2 separate regions of the Homo sapiens genome follow, and region 1 is linked to region 2. A link is an interaction called in ENCODE POLR2A ChIA-PET data of the cell type or tissue named here. Cell type or tissue: MCF 10A. All regions are shown on one strand. Each heading gives the region's core, and the rest is flanking DNA. Links, peaks and the distances in the headings are about the cores only.

Region 1 (12,862 bases), core at 1,593-9,592, 53 kb after region 2:
GAATAGTGCTGCACGGGGCAGGGTGCTTGCAGTTTGCCTGAGTAGCAGATGCAGCATGTCAGGAACATAAGAGGGAGGCTCTGTGCGCCATGGTGGCTAGATATACATTGAATTTTCGAAGTGCTTAAGGAAAAAACAAAGCTGTCCACCAAGAATTTTATGATCAGCAAAACTATTCTTCTCAAATGAAAGTGAAATAAAGATATTCCCAGACAATTTCTAGAAGAAAGCATAGGAGAAAATGTGTAGGTTAGGCAAATACTTAGATTTAACATCAAAAGCACAATTTAAAAAGAAAAAAATTAACAAATTGAACTTGACCAAAATTAAAAATGTTTGCCCTTCAAAAGACACCACTGAAAAAATGAGAGGACAAGCCACACACTGGGAAAATATATTTGCAAATATTATCACTAATAAAGAACTTGTATCCAGAATCTATGCAGAAATCTTACTACTCAATAAGAACATGGTGTCCATAGAATGGAATAGAATTCAGTAATAAACATGAATTGACTACTTATACACGCCAGAACATGGGTGAACTTCAGAAAACATGCTAAATGAAATGTCAGACACAAAAGACCACACAATATGCAATTCCACTTTTGTGAAATATCTAGAAAAGGCAGATCTCTAGAGTTAGAATGCAGATCAGTGGTTGCCTGTGGCTGAGCATGGGAGCAGGGCTTAACTGCAAATGGCAGGAAGGACCTTTTTGGGGTGATGGTGGCATTATAAAACTGAATATGGATGATGCTTGCACAGCTCCATCAGTATTCTAAAAGTTGTACACTTAAGTAAGGCAGATAAATTTCATGGTATATAAATTATACCTCAATAAAGCTGTTTTAAACTCTCCCAGGAGTACAAAGCATTCCTTAAATGTTGATAACTGTTGTTGTTTTTATTATTCTGTAGGTAGTGTAGACAAATGATACCAAAATTAAGAGAGAAACATTAAATGACTGTGTACACCTTGCTTGAGTGGACAAATATGCTTTTCATTCATTAAATTGGCTCTTCCAAATAATTAAGTAGATCTTGGGAAAATATATGCCACACTTTTACAAGAGGGTATAAAAGGATTAGTGGCCGAGAACAGAAATTTCCAAAATGTGAGCTGTGTGACACTGAGATAGCTGAAATAGCTTTAAGTGGTGCTTGGGTGAACTTTATTCTATATACTAATAATAATGAGATATTATTTGCAATGGGCTAAAGTAGACATTTGTTAAAGAGATCAATCTAAAGAAAATATTAAGAAAATATGTATTAAAATTACATGTGATACACAGATGTGACAAACGTCATGAAGGTGGGACACTCATGACTGAGTTTGGGCGCCACCACCCAGTAGCCAGGAGCAAGAACAATGCCAGTGGGTGGCTGAGAATGAATACTGAAACACAGGCATTCATCCAAGTTTATGCCCAATGTGCCTGTCTCCCTCCCAACCAGAAATGAAATGTCTGAATGTCCCCTTCCATCGTATTTGTCAGGCCTGTCTTAGGCAAGCCGACAAGTGGCCATATGTGGAGCTGTCGTGACAACACCAGAATGAGAGCTGTACCGTTTTATGACATCAGATAATTCTGACTCAGAAATGTCTGCCTTCCCTGTCTGCCAGCAGTCTTACCCTTGGTTTCTGGTAGATCCATTTCCATTCTTTTAACTATTTACTTGATCCTGTGGAGTCTTTCTTAAAAATACAGTCTTTAGATATTGTCAGTTCTAAGCATTCACAGTGTGCAAGAGATAAAAGAGGGATAAGACAACTGCAATTCAATGTAGCATCAAGACGGGAAGAAAAACACAGCCCTTGAAGATTCCAAGGAGAAAGATCTAACTCACTGGAGAAAGATCAAACTCATCGTGATATCAAAGAAGCCTGAGGAAGGAGGTCGCATTTGAAATGGGCTTTGAGTGGCGGATGAGCAGTGGTTACAGGAAAGGGAAAGGCATTTCAGATGGGAACAGCAGCACCAGCAGGAACATGGAGGTGCAAAAGGTTAAAGCATACTCATGGCACAAGTAAAGCCATTTGTTTAGAACAGGGGTAGGCAAACCAAGGCCCACAGGCCACATCCAGCCAGGTGCCTGCTTGCTCTATGGCTTGTGAGAAAAGAGTGTTTTTCCATTGTTACATTTTAAATGGTTATATAAGTAGCTAAATAATATTCTCAGTTTTGCCTCTTGGCCTGCAATGTCTAAACTATTTACTTTATGGCCCCTTAAGAAAAAGTTTGCTGACTTGGAGACCCCTGGGGACTTTGAAGGCAAGTAATGAGTACTGAGAGGGGAGTTGGGGCTCTATTGTGAAACGCCTTGGAATGAGGAAACCCAGCTAGCTTAAGGGAAAAAAATGGAAGTCATAAGCTGACATTTTGGGAAGTCTCATGGTGGATCTAACCCTCAGCACATTTGGATTTAAGAGCCCAAATTATCATTTTGCTTGGCTCTTCTTCCCTCTTTTTTTTTCATGTTAACTTCATTTGCAGACAGATGTTGGCCATGTAACATGAAAAAAGATCTCTGGTCACCCTAAGCCAATACATTTTATTGTTGGATCCAGAAAGAAGAGCATTCATATGCAGTAGGCGCTCCTCATCTACGGTTTTGCTTTCCTTGGCTTCAGTTACTTATGGTCAATGACTGTCTGAAAATATTAAATGAAAAATTATAAAAACAAATAATTTGTAAGTTTTAAACTTCATAGCATTCCAAGTAGCATGATGAAGTCTTGCTCCCCACATGATGAAGTCCTGCTCCCCGGGACAGGAATCATCCCTTTGCCACACTGTGGACACTGGCCACCCTTTAGTTGTTTAGTAGCTACCTCAGTTATCAGATTGACTCCAGGTATTACAGTGCTTATTTTCTTTTCTTTTTTTTTTTTTTTTTTTTTTTTTGAGGCAGAGTCTCGCTCTGTCACCCAGGCTGGAGTGCAGTGGCACGATCTCGGCTCACTGCAACCTCCGCCTCCCAGGTTCAAGCGATTCTCCTGCCTTAGCCTCTTGAATAGCTGCGATCACAGGTATACAGCCACCAAACCTGGCTAATTTTTGTATTTTTAGTAAAGGTGGGGTTTCACCATGTTGGCCAGGCTGGTCTCGAACTCCTGAGCTCGGGTGATCTACCCACCTTGGCCTACCACAAGTGCTGGGATTACAGGCGTGAGCCACCATGCCCCGGCCTACAGTGCTTATGTTCAAGTAACCCTTACTTTACTTAACAGTGGCCCCAAAGTCCAAGAGTGGTAATGCTGGCAATTTGCATATGCTAAAGAGAAGCCGTAAAGTGCTTCCTGTAAGTGAAAAGGTGAAAGTTACTGACTTAAGGAAGGGAAAATATATGCTGAGGCTGCTACGGTTTATGGTACAGTAAGATATTTTGAGACATTACATTCACATAATTTTCATTATATTGTTATAATTGTTTTATCATTGTAGTTGTTCATCTCTTATTATGCTTAAATGTATAAATTAAACTTTACCATAGATATATACATATAAAAAACATAGTATATACATAGTTTGGTACTATCCACGGTTTCAGGCATCCACTGGGCATCTTGGAACATAACCACCGAGGATAAGGGGGCACTACTTTGTTAGACTCCACAGATGAACAAGGGTCAGTTGTCCACACTGACCACTGTGGCCAGCCTGGATCACATGCCTGCCCTGCAGTGAAATCAGCAGGACACTGGACTCACCTGGGTCACTTAGGATGGAAAAGAACTTCTCCAAGTGAACCAGAAGAAGGGGAATGCAAAAATTCTAGAATAAACTGTAACTACATATTCCAGTCTGCCAGAGTAAGGAATTTATTCTACATTCGTTAAGTAATGAGAAATTTATGAGCAGGAAAATGCTCTTCATTCAACAACATTCAACAAATATTTATTAAGCTATGTCTTTAGCAGGTGTTTGTACTTACAGTGCACAGTAGGATGGACTGGAATGGTAAAAGGTAAAGAAAACAGGCTGGAGATTCTTATAATAGTCTAGGTGAGAAGGCCTTATCCTATGAGCAATGGGGAAGCATTGAAGTGTTTTAAGCAGAGAAATGATGTAATCATCAGATTTGAATTTCGAAATGTTCACCAAGAATAGTTCTCTTAAGTTAAGCATTTATGTATGAAACCTTTTTGCACTATAAGTTTGCTTAGTAACTTGTAGATTATCCAGAGTAAATTTGGATCCACCTCAGATTTGGAAAAAAAAAAAAATTTTGTGAGATCAGAATTGTGTTTTGCCATGTCCATTTTTCATTGACTTCTCTGTGGATATTTGGTTTTGAAGGACAAGAACTAGAAGAGAATATAAAAATGATTTTCCTTCAATTTGTTTTTATTCACAGATGGTGAAACTCTTTTTCTCCAGCGGAAAGGGTGATTTTGCTGGAAAATCATTTAAAGTTTTTTCCAGTCAAGTCAATAAGCTCCTCAGAACCAAATGAACAAGGGGTAAAAATCACCATGAGGCTTAGTAAGATTACATTCCTCCATGGCAGCCTGCGCCAGCCATTGTGGAGGGCCAGCGGGAACACAGGGAGAGTGTCAGGTTTGTGAATGGTCACGCTGAAGGAGCAGGGCCAGGTGTGGAAGATATAAATGGAGTAGAGAAGAAGCTTGAACAGATTAAAATCAGATCAGAGACAATTTTCCACATGTTTAGACTACTAAATAAGCACCAGAATTAGAGGGAAGGCTGCTACTCGCTTGGAGGGAAAGAAAGAGACTTGGAGACTTTTAGCCTTTTCATCAAAGTTCATCTCTCTTTCTCTCTCTGTCTCATCTGCCTTTCATGGTATCCGGACCAAGGTTCGTGCATTTGCAAGAGTTTAACTTAATCATCCTGGACATTGTCCTTGCAGAAGTGCTGCTTCTATTGCTGAAAAGTCCTGAACATAGTGAAATATTATAGTAGGCTCCTTACTCAAGGAATCTCCTCTCCAGGGTTACCTGTAAGCTGAAATGCCTTGGGCCACTGCTGCTAATTTTAGTTACTCCTTTGTTTTCAGCAGTGGACATTTAGATTCTTATTAAATCTTTTTCCTCCCCCTAGTCCAAACAGGAAATATTCCCTGAAAGTAGACCATACAGGAAAGTATGCCAGAGAGCCAATGCCCCTCAGCCTGTGTTGTTAACATGTTGTGCAGCTTACTCAGAATGCTACATCAGAGACATCCTCCTTGACGTCCCCCTACCCCAGGTAAAAGGAAGAGACCATTGATTTACTGTAATAAGTTTCCCAAAATAAAAAAGTCTCTAAAAGAGTCAACATAATTTCTCAGTGCAGTAGGCAGAGAAACAGTACAAGTTGGGAGCTGCCAACTGTATTATGCAACCTAAACCGTGGATTGGTGCAACAAAGGCTGAACTATCATTTTGCCTCTATTAAACATCCTTCTTCTATGGAGTAAAAGTTGTAGTTTGGGTGGCTGGGGAGACTTTTTTTTTTTTGTAATATTTATTAAGTTGTGGTTATAAAAGTAACATGTTAATTGCAAAAATATGTTTTAAAAGCACAAAAACTTTGCGTATGGGAACAAGGGATATAGGGGAATTCTGTACTTTCTGCTCAATTTTGCTGTGAACCTCAAGCGACTCTAAAAAAATAAAGCTATTTAAAAGTTACCTTTAATCTCATCACCCAGGGAATGCTACTAATATGTTAAGGTACTTACTGTTCATATGTTTTAAGATAGGCTTGAACGTGTATTAAAAAGTACATGAAATATAAATGTACGTCTTAACAAATTATTATTTAGCAAACACCCCCTAAATAATACTAAATTATTATTTAGTAACCACCCCCTCACCCCCCACTGGTTAAGAACTGCAGCCTTGCTGGTGTCCACATCTCTTGCTTTCTCCTCCCCCATCACAGTCCTCTTCTTCCCCACAAGGGCTCTAATCTCATGTTTATGGCAATCAATTAGTTTTTATTTATATTTTAACCTCATAAATACAGTCCATTCTTGTTTTTCGCGGTAGTCATGTTCTATAAAGTCACTGCAAACACGGAATTACTGAATACTAAGCCATTGCATGGAGGGGAAATACAGAGTGAGCTTCCTGTAAGCCCCTGGTCACAACATTTTCATCACCTGATCAGTACACCACCCTGTTTTATATGTATTTCTGCCTAAAGTCACCTCATTTAATATTATTGTTGATTTATTAACATTGAACTTAGGACCAGCAGCACTGTTAACTCATGCCTGGAGCTCATCTAACACACACATTTTCTCTATAAGGCACATTACAACCTTCTTGTGCTTAGGAACATTTGACAGTGCTTCAGCTGTATGCTTAGGGGCCATTTTAAATGGCAAAATCACCATTGAAGAGCATGAAAATGTGGTACTAGGTAGACCTCAAACAGACACTTGTTTACAGTATGAGAGCTGAAACAAGAAGGCAGAGCTTTGCCTTGTTTGACCTCAGCTGGGAATGTGCCGTTGGGCGACTCAAGGTTTTTGCTGCTCTGCACATGTCCTCGGATGACCTCAACAGCACCCCAGATGTTGATTTTGAGGTTACAGATACATTTTAGTAAGTAGGTGAATTTGCAAATAAGGAATATGGAAATAATGAGGATAGACTGTATATATCCCTAAATGCAACATTTTATTGTTTTGAGTTCAACTTCATTTGCTCAACCACATTTAAGTCATTTATGTTGCTGTAGTTCATTTTCATTGCTGTAGAGTGCACCATTGTATTAATACACAAAAATTATTTTTTTATTCCACTTTTTCTAAAATTTTGAATTTCCATTTTCTGCTTTTACAAATAATTTGCTCTACACATTCTAATACATGTCTTCCAGTGTACACATAACACACCTTTCTCTGGGGTGTATGTCTAGCAATGGAACTACTGGGTCCAAGGGAATGGTATCTTCACCTTTGCTAGATAATGCTACACTATTTTTGAAAATGATTGTAGCAATTTACACCCCTCCTGCAGCAAAATATGAGTTACAGATGAGAATGAGATGTACCTCATTCTCATAAACCTCTGGTATTTCCAGCATTTTGATGTTAGCTATTTAGTCATTCTGGTGGGTGTGCAGTAACATCTCACTGTGGTTTTAATCTGCATTTCCTGCAGCACAGAAAGGTTGAGTGCCTTTTCTTTTGGATTTTCTCTTTTAACATCCCTATTCAGGTTTCTTGCCCATTTCCCACTTGGTTGTGTTTTACTCACCAGTAAGAAATCTTTACATAGTCTGGTTATAAACCCTTTGTTCATTTTTATGTTGTAGGCTGCCTTTTTACCCTTTTAATATTGTTTTTGATATGCCCTCTCTATGCCCTACTGGATAAATTCCAACCCCTGTTTGGGAACCTTCAGTTTCTGGAATTATTTCTTCTAAAATCTTTATTGTTTGCCTTTGGCATTTAGGTCTATAATCCATCTGGAACACATTTGTTATGTATGGTGTGAGGTAGGGGATTCTGTCATTTTTTTCCATATAGATATCCAGTTAGTCTAGCACCGTGTATAAAAGAGCACTTTCCACTAGTAGCATAAAATCGTATAGGCCCATGATAAATTCCTAACAGTATAAATAAAAAAGTGAATGTCTAGTCCATATCTGTACATCCAGTTCCCCACTCTCAACCCCCTGAGGCAGTCATAGTTTCTTGCTTACAGATTTTAAGAATCATGTTTAAACATCTCTAGCATTTAAACAGTGGCTTTAGATTATACCCCAGAACAACGAAAGATTGGATGTAGTAGCACTATTGCGTCCCTTTTATTTGTATGTTACTTGAGTGAATTTGTTTTGGCAAGCACAATATCTTCATTATGTGGAGAAAGGCAATTGTACCATACTCAATTTAAGAGTTATATGCCTAGTAAGGAAGTATTGGGATTTCTTAGCAACTATTCAGATCTTTTGAGATAGCAATTGTTACCATATGAACACTTTATAATGCCCCCAAAATGCTTTAGTGTTTTCTTACAAATAAATTCACATATTGTGAAATTTTTTAGTTGAGAGAAATTTTTATTCTAGGCAGTTCTGTTGTGCCTGAAATGCGGTATTGGAAAAGATTGAGAGGCTACACTTAGGTTCAACAGGAAAGAATATTAAGGTCAATAAGTATTGTGAGCCACGGTGCACAATAGAAGCATTCTGCCCATTTAACCTTTCTGACCCTTTCCCTTGAGGTTTTTCTGTACAATGAGCAATTGAACTAGGACTGTTGTCCAGATGTCTTTGTTTCCAATCTGGAATTTTTCCCTCTACCTCATATTTCTGTATTATTCAGTGAGAAAAGATTCGGATTATTGACTTGGGGAACATTAAGGATGATGTATGCGCTATTCCAAAATCTTGAATTTTGTTTAAATCATAGAATTACTTACCATTCCTACTCACCCCATCTAAGTTTAAAGTTTATTTAAAACTTCAGAAATTATTTTATTTGTGTAAATAATTTCAACTTTTAGATTCAGGGAGTACATGTACAGGTTTGTTCCATGGGTATATTGTGTGATGCTGAGGTTTGGGGTACAAATGATCCCATCTCCCAGGTGGTGGCCACAGTACCCAATAGTTTAAGAATTATTTTTTAAAGCTAGAAAACAGAACCGCTGCATTGTAAACTAGTCAAGCTATTTTTAAAGTAAATTATTGAAGAAGTATTTTAAAATGCATTTCCCTATTATTGTTAAGACCTTAAGGGGATTTCACTAGTTTCATTAAAATAAGAAACCGAACTCTGTCATTGTTTAAATAAAAATGCATGTTAAATTATATTAGATGAGGGGAAATAATCTGTGCAAAGACATCTGCACATGAGTAGTAGAAAAGAACACGAAACAGTCAAGCTCAGGGACTTGTGGATTTTTTCTGCTCATAAAGTTGTGAAGTACATACTGAAAATCCAGGAGGTTAGGACTTATATAGGATTTCTTTGTTGTAAAAGCTTGAGTGGACACACATAAGGAATATATGTCTTCAGATTTTCAACAGATAAAAACTGGTTTTGTGTCATTTGGTCTGGTTCACCAGTAGCCAATTTACCACTGTTCCTTTTGGCTCTATTTTCTTGGCTAAAGTTTGATTTCCCTTTACCTTAAGTCAAGCCAGAAAGGGATATTTTCCAAGGAAGAAGAATTCAATGAAATGGGATTAGATTAGATAGGACATTTTAGATTTTCATGGAATTTTCTTCTCTTTTTCATCATAGGGGCAAAATCAAAGCCGCCCCCTGTTAGTTTAATAGCACCATCACCACCTAACAGTCTAACCTGGAAGGGGAACTGACAGCATAAAGACCAGCCCTGGGCCGGTGATCCGAGGCTCAGCCCAGGCCTGAGACATATCACTGGGGACCTGGACTGCAGATCATGGGCCACTGCCTGGCAGAGACGTGCAAATGCCAATTTTGCTGCTTCTCCAAAGTCTGACACTGTGGAGACTCTTAGTGCAAGACTCTCAGGCCCTTCCTTGTGTGCCTTATCCCTCTGACTTCATCCTTGTTTTGAAAGTCCTACACTAAGCTACAAATCCACTACTTTCTTTTCCTCTGGGAGCAGCCATACCTTTCAACTAGGGGGTCTCACATCTCCAGGTTGTGGATATCTGTCTCTTTATCCATCAGCCTGTCTCCTTCCCCACACAACCCTCTTGTCAAAATGCCCTTTGGAAAATTAAACATTGCTTCCACGTGGAAACAGAACACAGGAAGGGAATTGTATTCATTCGTACATCACTGAAAAGACCAGGAAAGCAAAGAGTCCAGGGTAACCTCTGAACACTGAAAAAATGTTCATCTAATTTTTTTCTAATGATCATGCTCAATGTTGGTGGGGTAATGGTGAGAAGGAATTGTCAGTGTTGGTGGAAATGCACAGCAGTAGAACCTTTCTGGAAAGCTATTTGGCACGGTATATCAACACCTTTAAAAGAAACTCCTAGCCTTTGACCCACTAATTTTACTTTCAGGAATTTATGCTAAGGAAACAATTGAGACACTGGCAGGGATTCTCTACAAAGATGTGAGTTGCAATGCTATTTATAATAGCTAAAGGGGGATAGGAGTCTGAATATACACAATAAGAAAATGGTTACAGAAATCAGAGTATACCATACAATAGAACAGCCTGTAGCCATTTTAAAAATATGTTATCAAAGGCTATATAATTGCATTGGAAAATGCCTTATTAAGGGAAAAAAAGGAGGGTATTAACTACATGTGTAGTATAATTCTCCAAAAAAAAGCGAGGAGAAATATGCCAAAGTGTTAACAGTGATTATCAGTGGCATAAATTATGTATGGTTGTATTTCTTTTCTTCTTGGTTTTTGGTATTTTCCAATTTTCTACAAGGCCGTCAGTAATTTTCATTATTAGAATTTTGAAAGATTAACTTTCTTCTTCGTGGTCAGCTTACTCCTCCAGTTACAGAACCTCTCATCTTATAGCAGCTCTACTACTGTGGTGTGGAGATCAGAGAGGGTCTGCCACATCCCTTGTCAGACTGGGAGCCTGCCTGGGCAGCCCTGCCACAGTATGGCAGGCATGCCCTGGCTGGTCCAGCAGATGTTCCATCATTCAAGTGAGTCACCACAGAAGGGTGTCAAGCTGATGATATTGCTACACACTGTACTTGAACTATCAGCCACAACCCATTATGCTGCCAAGCCTTTTAGCCTTATCTTCCTAAACCGTTATTCTTTCACTGTCCAGTGAATTTCAGAGACTGACTGGGACTGTCTGACTCCTTTTGAGGACACTGTGGGCCAGCAAACTAAAGTGGATGTAAGCCTACCAGTTGAATCCAAACCAGACCAGCAAATGTTCCTTGCATGCTACAGTGTATGCTGTGTTGTTGCTGTCATTGGGCCTAGATGTGGGGGCCTGGCAGGACCCCAGGAATATTTAGGGGCACTGGGCATTCAGCTTAATACACCCATCTGGACTCTGAGGGTTGTAGGAATGCCTTTAGCAGTCATCTGCTAAAATTGTAGTTATAAAATCATTTTCTCCTCTTTTAATTGTTTGTTATCCTTGGCTTCATTAGTGGGAAAGGGGTTGCAAATTTGATATTGGAGGTTTCAGAGCCAGGAGTGAAATTGACCATTTTGAAATTTGTCTGTTTTGTTTTGGGTTTGGTGAGGGGCAGGAGGGAGCAAGATTTTTATTTTGTTTATTTATGTATTTATTTTTGTCTGCCGTTGTCATTTTTAAGTAACCTACAGCCAGACACTTCTGTAGTGAAAGGAGAATTTAAGATTCTACAAAGAGTCTTGGGCCATAATAACCATCCCTGTGCGTCTTATATCTCACATATGTGTTCTATGAGTATGAGAACACATAGTCATACACCCTTAGTTTTGCATCAGAACTAAAATACAATGTACTCTCTATTTCTTGTCTGTTTACAGTCCTTCTGTTGCGACATGCATCTTTGCAGTACATAAAATGTGCAGTAGTATTGTTGATAGGATTATTGCCATGACTCTAAAGTACAAATAAACAAAAGGCATAATTCCTTTAGTCATTTAAAAAATCACAGAAGTGAAGAGTGCTGTAGATGTCTGTTAGGTCCGCTTGGTCCAGTGCTGAGTTCAAGTCCTGAATATCCTTGTTAATTTTCTATCTTGATCTGTCTAATATCTCAGTGGGGTGGTAAAGTCTCCCACTATTATTGTGTGGTAGTATAAGTCTCTTTGTAAGTCTCTAAGAACTTGCTTTATGAATCTGGGTGCTCCTGTATTAGGTACATATATATTTAGGATAGTTAGCTCTTCCTGTTGCATTAAGTTAGCTCTTCTTTTTGCATTGATCCCTTTACCATTATTTAATGCACTTCTTTGTCTTTTTTCATCTTTGTTGGTTTTAAGTGTTTTATCAGAGACTAGGATTGCAACCCCTGCTTTTTTTTTTTTCCATTTGCTTGGTAAATTGAAGTGAACTGCCATTCACAATTGCTACAAAGAGAATAAAATACCTAGGAATACAACTTACAAGGGATATGAAGGACCTCTTCAAGGAAAACTACAGACCACTGCTCGAGGAAATAAGACAAGGACACAAACAAATGGAAAAACATTCCATGTTCATGGATAGGAAGAATCAGTATCATGAAAATAGCCATAAAATAGCCATACTGCCCAAAGTAATTGATAGATTCAATGCTATCCCCATCAAGCTACCACTGACTTCCTTCACAGAATTAGAAAAAACTACTTTAAATTTCATATGGAACCAAAAAAGAGCCCGTATAGCCAAGACAATCCTAAGCAAAAAAACAAAGCTGGAGGGAACATGCTACCTGGATTCAAACTATATTACAAGGCTCCAGAAACCAAAACAGCATGGTACTGGTACCAAAACAGATATATAGATCAATGGAACAGAACAGAGGCCTCAGAAATGACGCCACACATCTACAACCATCTGATCTCTGACAAACCTGATAAAAACAAGCAATGGGGAAAGGATTTCCTATTTAATAAATGCTGTTGGGAAAATTGGCTAGCCATATGCAGAAAACTGAAACTGGACCCCTTCCTTACATTTTATACAAAAATTAGCTCAAGATGGATTAAAGACTTAAATGTAAGACCTAAAGCCGTAAAAACTCTAGAAGAAAACCTAGGCAATACCATTCAGGACATTGGCATGGTCAAAGACTTCATGACTAAAACACCAAAAGCAATGGCAACAAAAGCCAAGATTGACAAATGTGATCTAATTAAACTAAAAAGCTTCTGCACAGCAGAAGAAACTATCATCAGAGTGAACAGGCAACCTACAGAATGGGAGAAAATTTTTGCAATCTATCTGACAAAGGGCTAATATCCAGAATCTACAAGGAACTTAAAC
Region 2 (12,862 bases), core at 3,284-11,283:
TCAGGTTTCCAGGACAGCCACGGTCACCTAATGTTTTGTACTTATCAGTGTACGGTGTAGATTAGGAGAGGCTAGACAGTATTGGTAAATTCCCTAAGCTTAAAATAGTGCTGGGTATGTGGTTAGAATGAAGCAGAAGCAGCTTTGGAATAGGCTTTAAAGCATTCTCTGGGAGCTCATAAGAATGAAGATGGAGATCAGGAGAAAATCAGCTAGATCTTTGTCCAAGATTAATTTTATCACACAAGGCAGAGGATGAAAGTTAAGGATGTGTGAAAGCAGGTCTGTCTCAGCTGCAGAGCAAGCTGCTCTGTCCATGTCTGCAGATGGTAGACAGGGGATGCAAAAGGAGAAGACAGTGAACAATAGGGCCTTTCTCTAAATGTTAGGAAATGCTCCCTGGAAACATGACCGGAGCATACAGATATGCTCAGATATTTGTAGGGAGCCTAACTTTCCCTCCTTTCTCAGAGAATAAACATTTTAACTGCAAGTCTGTGTGTTCTTTAACTGCAATTTATATGGGTGTCTGTGTGTATATATTGGTTTGTTTTAGAGACCCCTTTTTTTCTGCGAAGCTAGCATACTATCCAAACCGGCATGGAAGGCACCCTGTGGGGGGGCAGTGGGAGAGTTGACTGGGGAAGACTGAGCTAGGAGCTGGAAGGTTCTGCTGGGACCTGCTCCCTCCCAGGTTGTAATCCAGCCACCCGTCACTGTCGGGTGAGCAGATGATAATGCACTGTGAAGTTTTCACACACTTCACCTTTCTCTTTGTCTGGTCTATGGACAAAGACAGAAAACTTTATCCTAGCACTTTGCTGAATTTACTGTTTGGCATTAAAGTACAGGTAACGATTATGCAAATGTAATAATTTGTGAAAAAAGGTATATATTTCCATATAACAGTGATTTCAGTTTGAGGCCTCCTGACACACCTAGCTCAGTGCTTCCCAAATGCCAGTCATGTACATAACCCCTCATTCACCATTTGTGCCACAGCCACATAGCTCATGCACTGTGACTTATTTAATATACTTCTTTAAGTTAACCTTAAAGCAACTCACTTCTTTCCCTGGCTTCATCCTGATACATAAGACCTCTAAGAACACGACTTCAATGGTCTCACTGTATTATTCTCTAATATATGTTAAAATAAACATGTAACCATTAAGATGGAAAGTGGTCATCCATATCCCACCTTAGAATTATTTTGTGTCCCACTTGTGGAATGCATATCACTGTTTGGAATCCACAAACTGGCTTTTAATTTTGACTGACTTCCATCCTTCCTCTTAATTTAAGTATAGAAACTCAAGTTCCTTTCCTCCACTCAACTAGAATTGGGTTCAGATATTGTCAGTGGGCTGTGGACACTTGCCGTTCATGTCAGTTTCCTGCTGTGCCCTTTCAGTTCATAGTGACACCTGTCCTGGTTTGATGCGACCTTACCTTTCTTCAGGTTCTTGCCACAGAGCAGATACCTGGTTGGAGGGATATGCTGTGAGGGCACACATGCACCCATAGGCACATGCACATGCGCACTCCCGCATACCTCTCCTCTACCTTCACACTTGCCCTGCGATCATTTTCAGAACCTCATTTCTTTTGATAAGTCTGTCCACCTGATCCCTTTTGAGTCCAGTCATTCTCCTTTTTCTCTTCATTGATGCACTTGCAAGTTAATGTTTATTTGGCATTCCATTTGTCAGTCCTCTCTCCAGTCCGCAGTTGAAATGCTTAGTGGGGTTGAGGCTTCCAGAGTAGCTCACTTAGGTATTTCCCTCAAAGAGACTCCAGGTGCTGTTGGCAGCATACATTTTTCTCCCAGCCTCTCTGCAGTGTCCTTACTCTGTGCAAAAGTTGGAGCCCACTGTTTGCTCTTAGAGGTGAATCTTGGCCTTGGATTGTCATTTGCCTCTTCCTTCCCAGAGAAGAAGCTCCTCAGGCTCAGGCCTCTGCCTTTGCACCTGCACTTCAGGCTCATGGTCTGGGATATTAGAATATGCTCATAGATGTGTGTCTTATTTGCCAGAAGGGGTTTTTCCTACAGTGTGAGTAGACCAGTTGTGTGCCCAGGTCCCTGCCTGCGACTCTCTCTCTTTAATCTATGGGTATTAGTATAGTCTTCTCTAGGTGGTTTTGTGTTTTGTTTTGTTTTGTTTTCCTTTTCCTAAACGTAAAGCTGTGGTCTATTCTCAGAATGAGGAGCTTGATGGTTTCTCATGCTCTGTGCTGGGCAGGGACTTAGGTCAGTTATAAGACAGCAAGTCGCTCCTCATATCATAGGCAATGTGTGATGGAAATGGGGCTAGGAGTGAAATGGGAGCAGCCTCTGAGATGAAAACTTTGTGGACAAGAGGAAAGGGAATGATGGGGAAATGCAGGATTTAGAAAGCATCGTAGCAACAAATACAAACCATCAGGAAACCACTGAATATTTTAGTGAGGAAGGAGCTAGATATCAAAGTTATCTGTAGACAGTCAAGGAAGGTTTTCTGAAAGGAAGAGTTTTGAGAAAGATACAAAATGATATGAAGGGTCCCATTCTGGCCCAATAGATAGGAACGGTGGTCTGTGATGGGAGAGTCTCTCTGTGAGTAGCAGTGGGCAGCTCTTGTCTGTAGAACTGCGGAGAGAACTGTAGAAAGGTGATTTAGCCAAACTGAACCTGGAAGACGTTTTCCCTAGAAATTGATTTTTTTCTTGTCTGTGTTTAATATCTATGACTATATAACTTACCAGGTGGTTTCTTGTGTTGGACATTGTGCACCACAACAGCCCAACTAATCTTTAAAATTATATGACACAGGTACTGTCCCTGTTTTACAGTCGAAAGGAAATAAAATTTACATTAAATAGTGTACGCTCAGGGTTACACGGCAACAACGTAGATTTGAACCCTGTCATTCTACCTCAAAGTGACACTGTTAACCAGTCGTTATTTTGCTTTCAAATTGTGGGATGGTTCCCCAGGAGATGCATTCTTTTAGGGTTAGCTGTTGTGACCTAGTCCGCGAACTCTTCCTTATCTCCAAGGGAAAATGTTTCCAGTTCCACTTAAGAACCTGGAGTTCAAAGTTTCATTCAGCTGGGCATCTGCCGGTAAAATGCTGAGGGGCTGGGGTGGAAGTACAAATGGATACATTTGGTAAAGAACTTTCAGGCCAAACTAAATTTGAACCTCATCTAATAATAACAATAAAAATAAAAATAATTATAGCTCTACTTATGTGCCTACTAACCTCATTATCTCGTGTCATCCCCACAATTGATGATAATCCTGTGAGGTAGGTTCTTATATCCACATTTTACAGACAAGTAAACTGAGGTCAAGAGGTTAAGCAGTTACACTGTCAGCAAATGGCAGAGAAGGGATTTGTACCCAGGTAGTCTTCTAGTCTTCCTTCCCTATACTTTGTTATCTCCAAAAGGGTACCTTTGTCAGTTCTTGAGCTACAGAAGTGAAAACCTTGCTAGCCTGAGTTACAGAAGCAATGAAAACCATCTGTTCCAGCTTCCAGGGCTACATGGGGGCAGTTGAACCATATTGAATGGGTACCTCAATGTGCGTCCTGGCAGGCTGCAGCCACGTGACAGTCTCCCCTCCAAATCTAGCACCAACTACACAGAGAGCGATATGTGTTGAATGGTAGCTTTAATATGCTCGGCCAAGCCACTCACGCTCATTTGCGATCACCTTCGAACAGATGGAACGAGGTTTTTCAACTGTGCTCCCAGATGAATGGCAGCAAAGGAGATTACTCTTTAATCTCCAAGTTTCCACACAGATACACCATCCAGCAGAGACTGTACTGGTACATCTAGGTGAAAGGTACTGACACACACGCTGTGCTTTTTCTGGACGACTGTAGAAGGGGGAGCCAGAAGGATTGAAGGGAGCCAGCAACAAGGTCTTGTACCTTATAGATTTCTTCCAAGGGTTTGCAAAGTGACACTTAGGATTTATTCTGTCCCAAATTTTTAGCATTTATACCAAGATGTTGAAATGCGTTTCTTGGAACAGTGGTTCATAGACTTGAGTGTGCATTTGAATCTTGTAGGGAGCTTGTTAAAAATACAGATGCTTGGTCTCCTACCCAGGATATTCTGAGTCAGGAGGTCTTGGCTGGGGCTCAAGCATCTATATTTTTAAAGCACCCTAGTGATACTGATGCTAACTCAATTTAGAGAAGTACTGGCTTGGGAAGGTGGGGACAGTCAGGGTGGCTTGTCTTCTGTCATTAGCAGAACATCTCTTTGAATCACTGTTGGAGTTTGGAGCACCCTGGCATGGTGGTTGAAAGTGGAGGCTCTGCAGTCAGACTGAGATGTTTTAATGTCATCTCTATCACCTACCACTCTGAGACCTGGAGTACGTTACTTTCCTTTTCTGAGCCTCCATTTTCTCATCTGTAAAATCTATCACTAATAATAGCTTCCTTGGAGGGTAATTGCCATGATTAAGTGAGCCAGTATATATAAAGTACTTGACATTGGGCCTAGACCATAGTAAGCACCTAATAAATGTTAGCTACAATTATGATGATTATCATCACGCTGTAGTTGTATCTTACAACTGACTAAGGAAATATCCTTCCCTTTGGAGCCTGCAGATTCCAAAAGAGAGGCCCATATGTGAGGGAAATGCAGATTCCCCCCGGCCCCTGAGACAGCCTGTCTGAGGCTTGAGTGCAAAAACATCAGCAGCCTAGGACACATTGTACAGTGTCGGTGGGGGTGGGGGTGGGGGCAGGAGTGGATTCTTGGGCCTTGTTTTACATGGATCATGTTAACTAGCTGCTGAGATTATAGCTCTGAATAATTTTTTTAGTTCCGTTAATTCATCCTAGACCCTCTCCCAGACAGGCCCAGTGAGAGGTTGAGAATTCAGCTTATATATTTCTCATGTGTGTCTTCCTTGTTGAAAAATGACTGGGAATTCATACTATTCAAAGGCTTACGTAATGCCTTTCTCTGAGCAGTCAAAGCTGTAGCATGTGCCCTTTCTCAGGTTGCCTTTGCAGATCCCGGGTGCCCTGGGCACACCTGTTTGCTTTGGCAGATGACATGTTTATTCACATGGATTCCTGTTGTCACACGGGCTGCAGAAGGTGTGTAATGTGTTTCTTGGGTTAACTATGTGTAATTACTACACGTGACTGAAAACCACGTTGATAATGTGGCTATTAAAAAATGATGCTGTGGAAAGCTGGTGGCAGGAAAAAAGTTCCAGCTAGACCCATTAAATGAAAACAAGCCATTCTAGGCGCATACTTTTGGCACTATCACCAAGTGAACAAAGCAGATACCATTAAGTATGATGTGAGTCTGCTTCGTTAAAAAAGTACATGTCTGTGTGTGTGTATATGTATATATTCCTCTGTGTAGCAGATCGATTGGACATTTACACACCAAAATGAATACAACTGGAGCGTGGCCCATACGGGATATCTGTGTGCAGATGCAAATGCTTTTCTAGACTTTCTAAATTGGAGAGAAATGCATATTTCTTATATATTCACTTGGTTTTAAGTTATTAAAAACAAAACTCCCTAATTGCACCTTTCATGTACTATCTCAAACCCATTTTGCTGTGAGTCATGGTATAAAAGTAGGTGTGTAGTTTCCTTCTAATGAGCAAGAATATAAGCCGTCTGTACGTGGACTCCCTCAGATCCCAGTCAACTGTAAGTTAACGGGAAACCAACTTTTCCTAAAAGCAAGTCTCACATAGAAAAGAGGGCTGTCTTGTGAGTAATACAGTGTCCATTTAACTCTGATCATTCAACCCCCTAGTCAACATTCATCAGAGGCCCATTCCTCCTTTGCGGTTTCTGAAATGGTGTTTTAGGGCCAGTCTTCCTCATTGTGCCTCCACGTCTCTTTCCTGTGGATCAGTGCAATCCCAGGCCACCCACAGTGACTTCCCCATTCTCTCATGAAATTCAGTTTTATTGGCATTTTTTCCCTTTGCAAAGAAAAGGGTTATTACAGGTGCTGCAGGGAGTCAGTCTGTCCACACAGAACCAAAATCAGAAGTCGTTTTGCTGAAGATAATCTGTCAAAGGTTTTAATATCATCTTTCATGTACTATGATCAAAACAACAGATTGACTCTACTTTTCACTTTTTTTTTTTTTTTTTTTTTTGAGACAGTCTTGCTCTGTCGCCTAGGCTGTGGAGTGCAGTGGCACGATCTTGGCTCACTGCAACCTTCGCCTCCCGGGTTCAAGTGATTCTCCCGCCTTAGCCTCCTGAGTAGCTGGGACTGCATGCGCCCGCCACCACGCCCAGCTAAATTTTGTACTTTTAGTAGAGATGGGGTTTCACCATACTGGCCAGGCTGCTAGTCTCGAACTCCTGACCTTGTGATCCACCTGCCTCGGCCTCCCAAAGTGCTGGGATTACAAGCATGAGCCACTGCGCCCGGCCTACTTTTCAACTCAATGTATAGAGTCTATCATCACCCAAACTCCTTTTTAAGATTTTTTTAAAAAAAAAACATTGTCCAAACTGTTTTTATATACCCAAACATATTACGCAGACTGCTTTTTAAGTTTGTTTTTATCATAGGGACTGAGGCTGCTGGGTCAGCCTGAAATGAGACCACCTCAGATTTTAGTGTGGCTTGGCATGTCACTATTATCAGGAACAAGAGCTACAGGGGGTAAAAATTGCTTCAGAAAGTCTGATTCCAAGCTTCCCATGTACTTGGGTATTTCCCAGAGATGGTAAACTCAGAAATTGCTGTGCACTCATCACTTTTTATTGCAAAATTCATTAAGCTGCTGTGCTATTATCATCCCATCTTGTCAAGATGATACATTACAGACTTCATTGCAAAACTTTAACAAGTAGGAGAAAGTACACCTCTCTCCTGACCACAGCACAGGAAAGCCTCTGGGTATTTTGTGTTTGCCTTCCTATTTTTTTTAATATAAATCTCCTTGTCTTTGTAAAACTTCGCTCTGTCTGGTAACTCCCTTTTCTCCTTGTTTGATCATGTGGAGAGTCTGTTCCCTCCTTTTGGCTCTATGAGGCATCCTGAGATGCTGTTAAAGAACAGTCCTCTTGCCTCTTCTTTTTGCCCTCTACTCTTAGGCACCATGGAAAGTTGGGATATTAGCCTGTATTCTGACAGAGTCCCATGCATGGGGGGAAACCTCCCGCAAATGTTTCGTATTTACCCTCCAGCTCTGTGTATTCAGTGAGCCAGACCTGTTCGGGCCTGCCAAGACGTGTGAATTTGGCTTGGCTCTGTGAGTGCTTTCCTGGCCTCGCCTCTGGGTTCTGTGATAAACAGAGCTCCTGCCTCCCCTGTGTGATGGGGTTGCCATTAGAGTGGGTCGGAGTCACTTGGTAAATATGGAAAGTGAAGTCGCTTAGCTCCCAGATTTCCATGGCAACCCCCAGAACAAGTACAATATCACCAAAATTATTCTGCGGCTTTCCTTTTTTAGTTGCAGTGATTTGGTTGCATACTCATGTTTTTCCGTTCCTGATTTGTACAAAAAACAAAAACTCTGCCCACTGTCATCAGTACTTTGGTTTCAAGGACATTTATGGTCCCTGTCTAAAGCACCTGAAAAATTCAGTCACGCAAAACTACCCCTTTCTGTTCCAGCAGCATAAATTTTTGACTGTGTATTATTCCCTTATATTTAATATTTATCTTATAACCATTCACGGAGCCTTAGTGTCAGTGACCCATGGGCTAGGCACCAGGAATGGATGGCTAATGGTGACCTCACCTGCCACGTTAATGGATGCTGTATGGCCAGACAGCATGTCCCTGCCCTCGGGTAGTTTGCATCCTTAAGGACCAAGTTCACATGCAGTTTGTCACTCCTTATAGAACATATGTTTGTGAAAGCACTGCCAATGCATGCTTACCATTATTTGGGGATTTATTTTATCATGTTCTTGTTGCTGAGGTCTTGTTTTCTGTGATTGATACAAAGACAGATTCCTGTTGACAAACATGTTTGAGGCGGGCAAGCATTCTCACTGACTTCAACCAGTTTAGGCATACTCCTGAGTTGTGGGCATTCTTTCCTTTTTGACATGGTCCTCTGTGATCTTGTTGACTTGACTCATAACTAGCTGTTTTTCTTTTGAAGCCCACTAGCCTATAATTTTTTTCCTTCAGCAACATAATTGCCATCAGTCCTTCTTATACCTTCTATGAGGATACCAGAGCTGGATTGAATCATCAGTGACTCAGGGAAGTCTAGCTATGTTATTTGAAGGATTTGCTTAATTTTAATTTTTATTTTTTAAAGTGTCTTCTAGGCTGCCTGTTCTTGTGCGCTTCTGTCAGGAGCAGTACTCATTTGCCTAGCTGATGAAAAACTTTCCTGTTTCGAGTGACATTACGGGATCATTTTTTCTTTATTATTATTATTATTTTTTAAAGGAGGCAGAGTCTTGCTCTGTCACCTAGGCTGGAGTGCTTTGGCACCATCATACCTCACCACAGCCTTGAACTCCCAGGCTGAAGCAGTTCTCCTGCCTCAGCCTCCCAAGTACATGGGACCACAGGTGTGTACCACCAGGCCTGGCTAATTTTTAACTTTTTTTGTAGAGATGGGGGTCTCACTGTGTTTACCAGGTTGATCTCAAACTCTTGGCCTCAAGTGATCCTCCCACCTTGGCCTCTGAAGGCGATGGGATTACAGGCATGAACCACTATGCTTGGCTCATTTTCTCCTTATTTCCTAATTGACTCCAAATGCTGTAAAATTTGTCTTGGTATAGTTTGCTATAACCACTAAAACATTTGATTGGCTGTTGGTCTTATTCTCTACTCTTTCCCTGGAATAATCCTCACCTGCCTACTTACCGTCAGTAAAGATTGTCAGCCTTTTGGCTTTGATCTTCTACCTAGATGTTCTCAGTCTCATTATGTGTTGTCTACAGATGATGAGACCTTTCTTCTACAAAACTGTAGTCGTTTTATAGTCAGGGAATGCCAGGTTTCTGGGTTTTCTTGTCATATGGCCCAGCAAGGGATACCAATAAAGAGTCAGCCTTTCAAGATGCATATTTGGCCCTCTTGGCTGTAAAACTATGAAGCCTTATGATACATTTTTATACCCTCCTTTACTAATGGATAGTAAGGGAGAAAAATAATCTCCTGGTAACATTTTAGAAAGACGAATATACTTTTAGCAAGATATTGTTTTTAGTTTGTAGAATGATAATCCTCTCCTGGAAAAGTAAATATAATCACAGGAGAAATGTGAGCAATAGTTATGCTCTTCTGTTCCCTAAGAATTCTGAGAATTATGCCATGCAAACTTAGCCCTTTAAGCTTCTCAAACTAAAGTTAATACAACTGTTTTTCTTCCTGTCCTGTGAAGCAGTAAATGTCTCCAGTTGAAGCCCAGGGAACCGTCCTCACTCTCTCTCTTTATATGGTAGCCTCCAGTTCCTCATGGTCTTTCGGGCATCTTTGTATGCGTGTCTTGTGAAAAGGAAAATTTTACTGATACTGATTCATACTGATAAATGGCACATCCAATCTCTCAATGATCCCCTTATTATGTAATCTTAGCGTTGTTTTTCTTTCTGGTAGGAAGTTCCCATTTACAGGCCCTGTTAGTCCTCCTACATCTTGGCTCAGTGTAACTCTTTTGGTTTCTCTTTGTTGTCGTTTCTGTTCAAAAACGAAGCTCTTAAAATATGAACAGTTTTAAATCTCAGGCATCAATTCAATCTACTTTTTCCAAATCTACTTTGAGTACAGTAGTCAGGAGCTAGCCTCACAGGGTTTTTCTCTCTCCTGTGGGGCTTTATCTAGGGCATTAAGGATTTGCTAAGATATCAGGGGTATTGGGGTGAATGTGTATGTATTTAACGTGAGGCTTACTCTAGAATCACTTTGTAAGCATACTTTATTTTTACATACATGACTCGTGCAAAGGGAAAAGTATTTTTATGACACATCACCCTCTTAATTGCCTAAAGAGACCTGAGTTCAAATATTGGCCTTTAAATTATCATACCAGTGACTCTAGACTGTACTCTGAGGGATATATTGTAACATACCCCTGACTCGCTGCAAAAAGGTCCAGGATTAGCCTAGATATGATGTTTAAGTGAATTAATTTTCAGAAATATCAGTTGATTTTAATATGGTATATCTGTAATAAATAGGGGACAAGAATCACATTCCACATCTATAATATTTTGCTACAGTAATGGTGGATGCTGGTACCATTTAGCTAAATTATCTCCAAAATTTGTGTTTTCCATTTATGATTCCAAGTTTTTAAAGATGGGAAGAACATAAAGTTCTGTTCTTTGAGCAGTGTTCTGAAGTTTACAAGATACATTCCTGCCTATGATCCCACTTGATCCTCATGACAGTTCCACAAGCTGTGAAAGGCAGTTCTTGTTCTCCCCATTTTATAGATTGTTAACCAGGAATCCAAGATCAAGTAGAAATTGCCTGAGGCCACATAGCCAGTCAGGGCTTGAAGAGAACTCAGGTTTTCTGTCTCTTGGCTTGGCAGTATTCTCCAAGCATGAATATGACTGCTGGGACTATGGACTCAAGTGTTTTGTTGTTGTTTATAGGCAAACCATTCTGCAGCCCATTACAGAGCGATTTATCAAAGAATTCACTTGAAGTCAAACACCAAGTACATGGAGCTAGAGGCAACACAGAAAGATGTGTCTGAGAAAGGGTCAGGAATTTAGACTGGTGGAGTCGTAAGGACATTGGTGGCTAAATAGTAGATCTTCTCTGGTGAGGCTCTATGGAATTGGAGGTGGGACATGGCCTGATCAATTAGAGCAATATTAGAGGCAGGAGTTTTAGAATAAAAGGTGAGTGTCACAGAAGCCAAGGGGATCTGGGTGAATGTGAGGGGTCTGTGGAGGCTTTTCTCTACTCTGGCAATCTGCCAGTCAAAAGAAGATGCAATTTATGGTGCCATAGTAGGGCCACTCTTAGAAAAAATCCTGGCTTATATTAAAGGGGAGATATATCCTGTTATGACGAGGAAAGGGGTTTGCTTTAAAATTTCGAGTCACCTGTTCCCCCTTGACTCTTCCTTTCCCACTTTTAATTCTTAACCTTTTCTATGTTGTTTCTTAAGCTTCCCTGGGATCAGAGATCTTGATCCAGTCTTATTCTTTATACATTTTTGTGCATGTAGCAATAGACTGTCCCTATGCAATAATATTAATATGGGACTTGTGGCTTTTCCCCCCCAGAGGAACAAAGGAACAGCATCATCAACTCCAGTTTGGAATCTGTCTCATCAAATCCAAACAGCATCCTTAATTCCAGCAGCAGCTTACAGCCCAACATGAACTCCAGTGACCCAGACCTGGCTGTGGTCAAACCCACCCGGCCCAACTCACTGTAAGTATGATGTCCAGCTGCCTACCCCACAAGGGCTTTGGTCAGCCATTCCACCTAGAATTTGCTGTCTGGCTCCATCTGACTTTGGACCATTATCCCCTGAACATTATTTAAACCTCCTCCCTAAACTGGGAGCTCAGCTGGCTTGTTGTGGGTTTTTAAAGCATCATCATCTCAGAGGGAGTCGTTATTCTTAACATACTGCTTCTTAGCCTTGGTGATTTTTGATTTACTGTCCTGCTGAGATGGCTTTGGTGATAGCTATTGCCTGTGCTGGCTGCTAGGCATGAAAAGCAATTTCTGTAAGTTTTACAAACGTCCAGGGACTGTAGCAGCTCTGTGGCCGAGTTTGTTTCACTCATCTATGTTGTCTCGGTTTCCCTCCCCACTGACTATGTTGGAAATGTTCAATGCCAACTCCATGTCCACTTCCATAAGGAAGAGCCCCCAGGAGCCCTTTGTGTCTTCACATCCTCAAACCTTAGCATGACTATGACTTCTTGACAGAGACTATGAAAGAGAAGAACCCTTTTTGCTTTATTTTTCAGCATTGAGCACCCATAGTCAGGACAATTAGTTTGGGGGCTGGTTGTCTAGCCCTCCACAGAAACTAGGTCTACTCTGCTAGGATCAGAAAGTTCTCCCTCATGGTTTCAACCCCACATTGCTTCACATGCTTCCTTAGACTACCCCATAAATCTTGTCAACTAGCGCCTTTGCAGAAAGAATGTGAGGCCATGACCGGAACAGTTGGACTCTCAGGCTACAGTTATGTAAGACTCAGGAAAAACAGATGATTTTCCCATTCTCTAAGTGAAAATACATTGAGGTTCAGCCACAGACTGTCTTCAGGGCAGTTGTTTCACGTGGGGAGACGCTAGCATGGCGGTGAGATGCTAGGATGTCGGTAACCTTTTCCTGCTCCTCCACATGCCATAGTTTCATGACAGCACCCTGCCATTCAATTGCTGTGAGATATTTACAAATCTGCAAAATGAGTCTGATAATTTCTGCCTTAGAAGACACTAAGGGCTATTAAATGCTTGGGAGGAGAGATGACTCCAAATGGACTTAAGAGGTACATAATAAAAATGTGACTATACTGTAGGATGAAATCTGAAACTGAGAATATAAGATCTTTTTAGTTGTTGGCAGCTTTAAATCATACTGATGTTCAGGAAGTTTAATTATTTGCCTGTTGAGTGGTAAATCACATGTTCCTTCACCAAGAAGTGGACCAGTGCCTCAGGACCTCAAAATAATTGAATTTGTTTGGCTTATGGGCAGTGAGTCTCTTCCGGTTCTCCATGGCTGGGCTTGCCTAGGGAGCCTCCCTGCCTTGAGGTTTGACCTTCTCAGGTTCTCCTATACCCACTTTCCTAGACTTTAGGGAGATTCTATTTTCTTTACTTGTTTTTTTCTTCAGTTGGTTTAATTTTCTGTACCTAGCAGTTGCTGAAGTGATTCCTTGCTCTGTATGAGCAAG

What was found. Peaks named below come from ENCODE experiments on the same cell type or tissue, not always from the same donor. Only the 100,000 strongest peaks of a DNase experiment are listed, where the experiment ranks them.
Region 1: POLR2A ChIA-PET joins it to region 2 with 17 read pairs; 5 of 35 experiments call an interaction of 5 or more read pairs at or near these places.

Annotation. Positions count from the first base shown.
Region 1 is chr5:143,190,354-143,203,215 of GRCh38, forward strand. All of the region lies in intron 20 of ARHGAP26 (Rho GTPase activating protein 26), which reads left to right. It overlaps ARHGAP26-IT1 (ARHGAP26 intronic transcript 1), which reads left to right and starts at 2,147. Exons shown (of 2, transcript NR_046816.1): 1 at 2,147-2,279; 2 at 3,559-3,813. RefSeq lists an enhancer at 10,489-10,648. In MCF 10A, for the core only: a CTCF peak has its summit at 1,838; a DNase peak (open chromatin) is centred at 5,338.
Region 2 is chr5:143,136,006-143,148,867 of GRCh38, forward strand. It overlaps ARHGAP26 (Rho GTPase activating protein 26), which reads left to right. Exons shown (of 23, transcript NM_001135608.3): 20 at 11,226-11,376. Among named protein-coding and RNA genes, the nearest start is that of ARHGAP26-IT1, 50 kb to the right of the region's middle. In MCF 10A, for the core only: no CTCF peak of the experiment used is centred there; DNase peaks (open chromatin) are centred at 5,056, 6,816 and 7,226.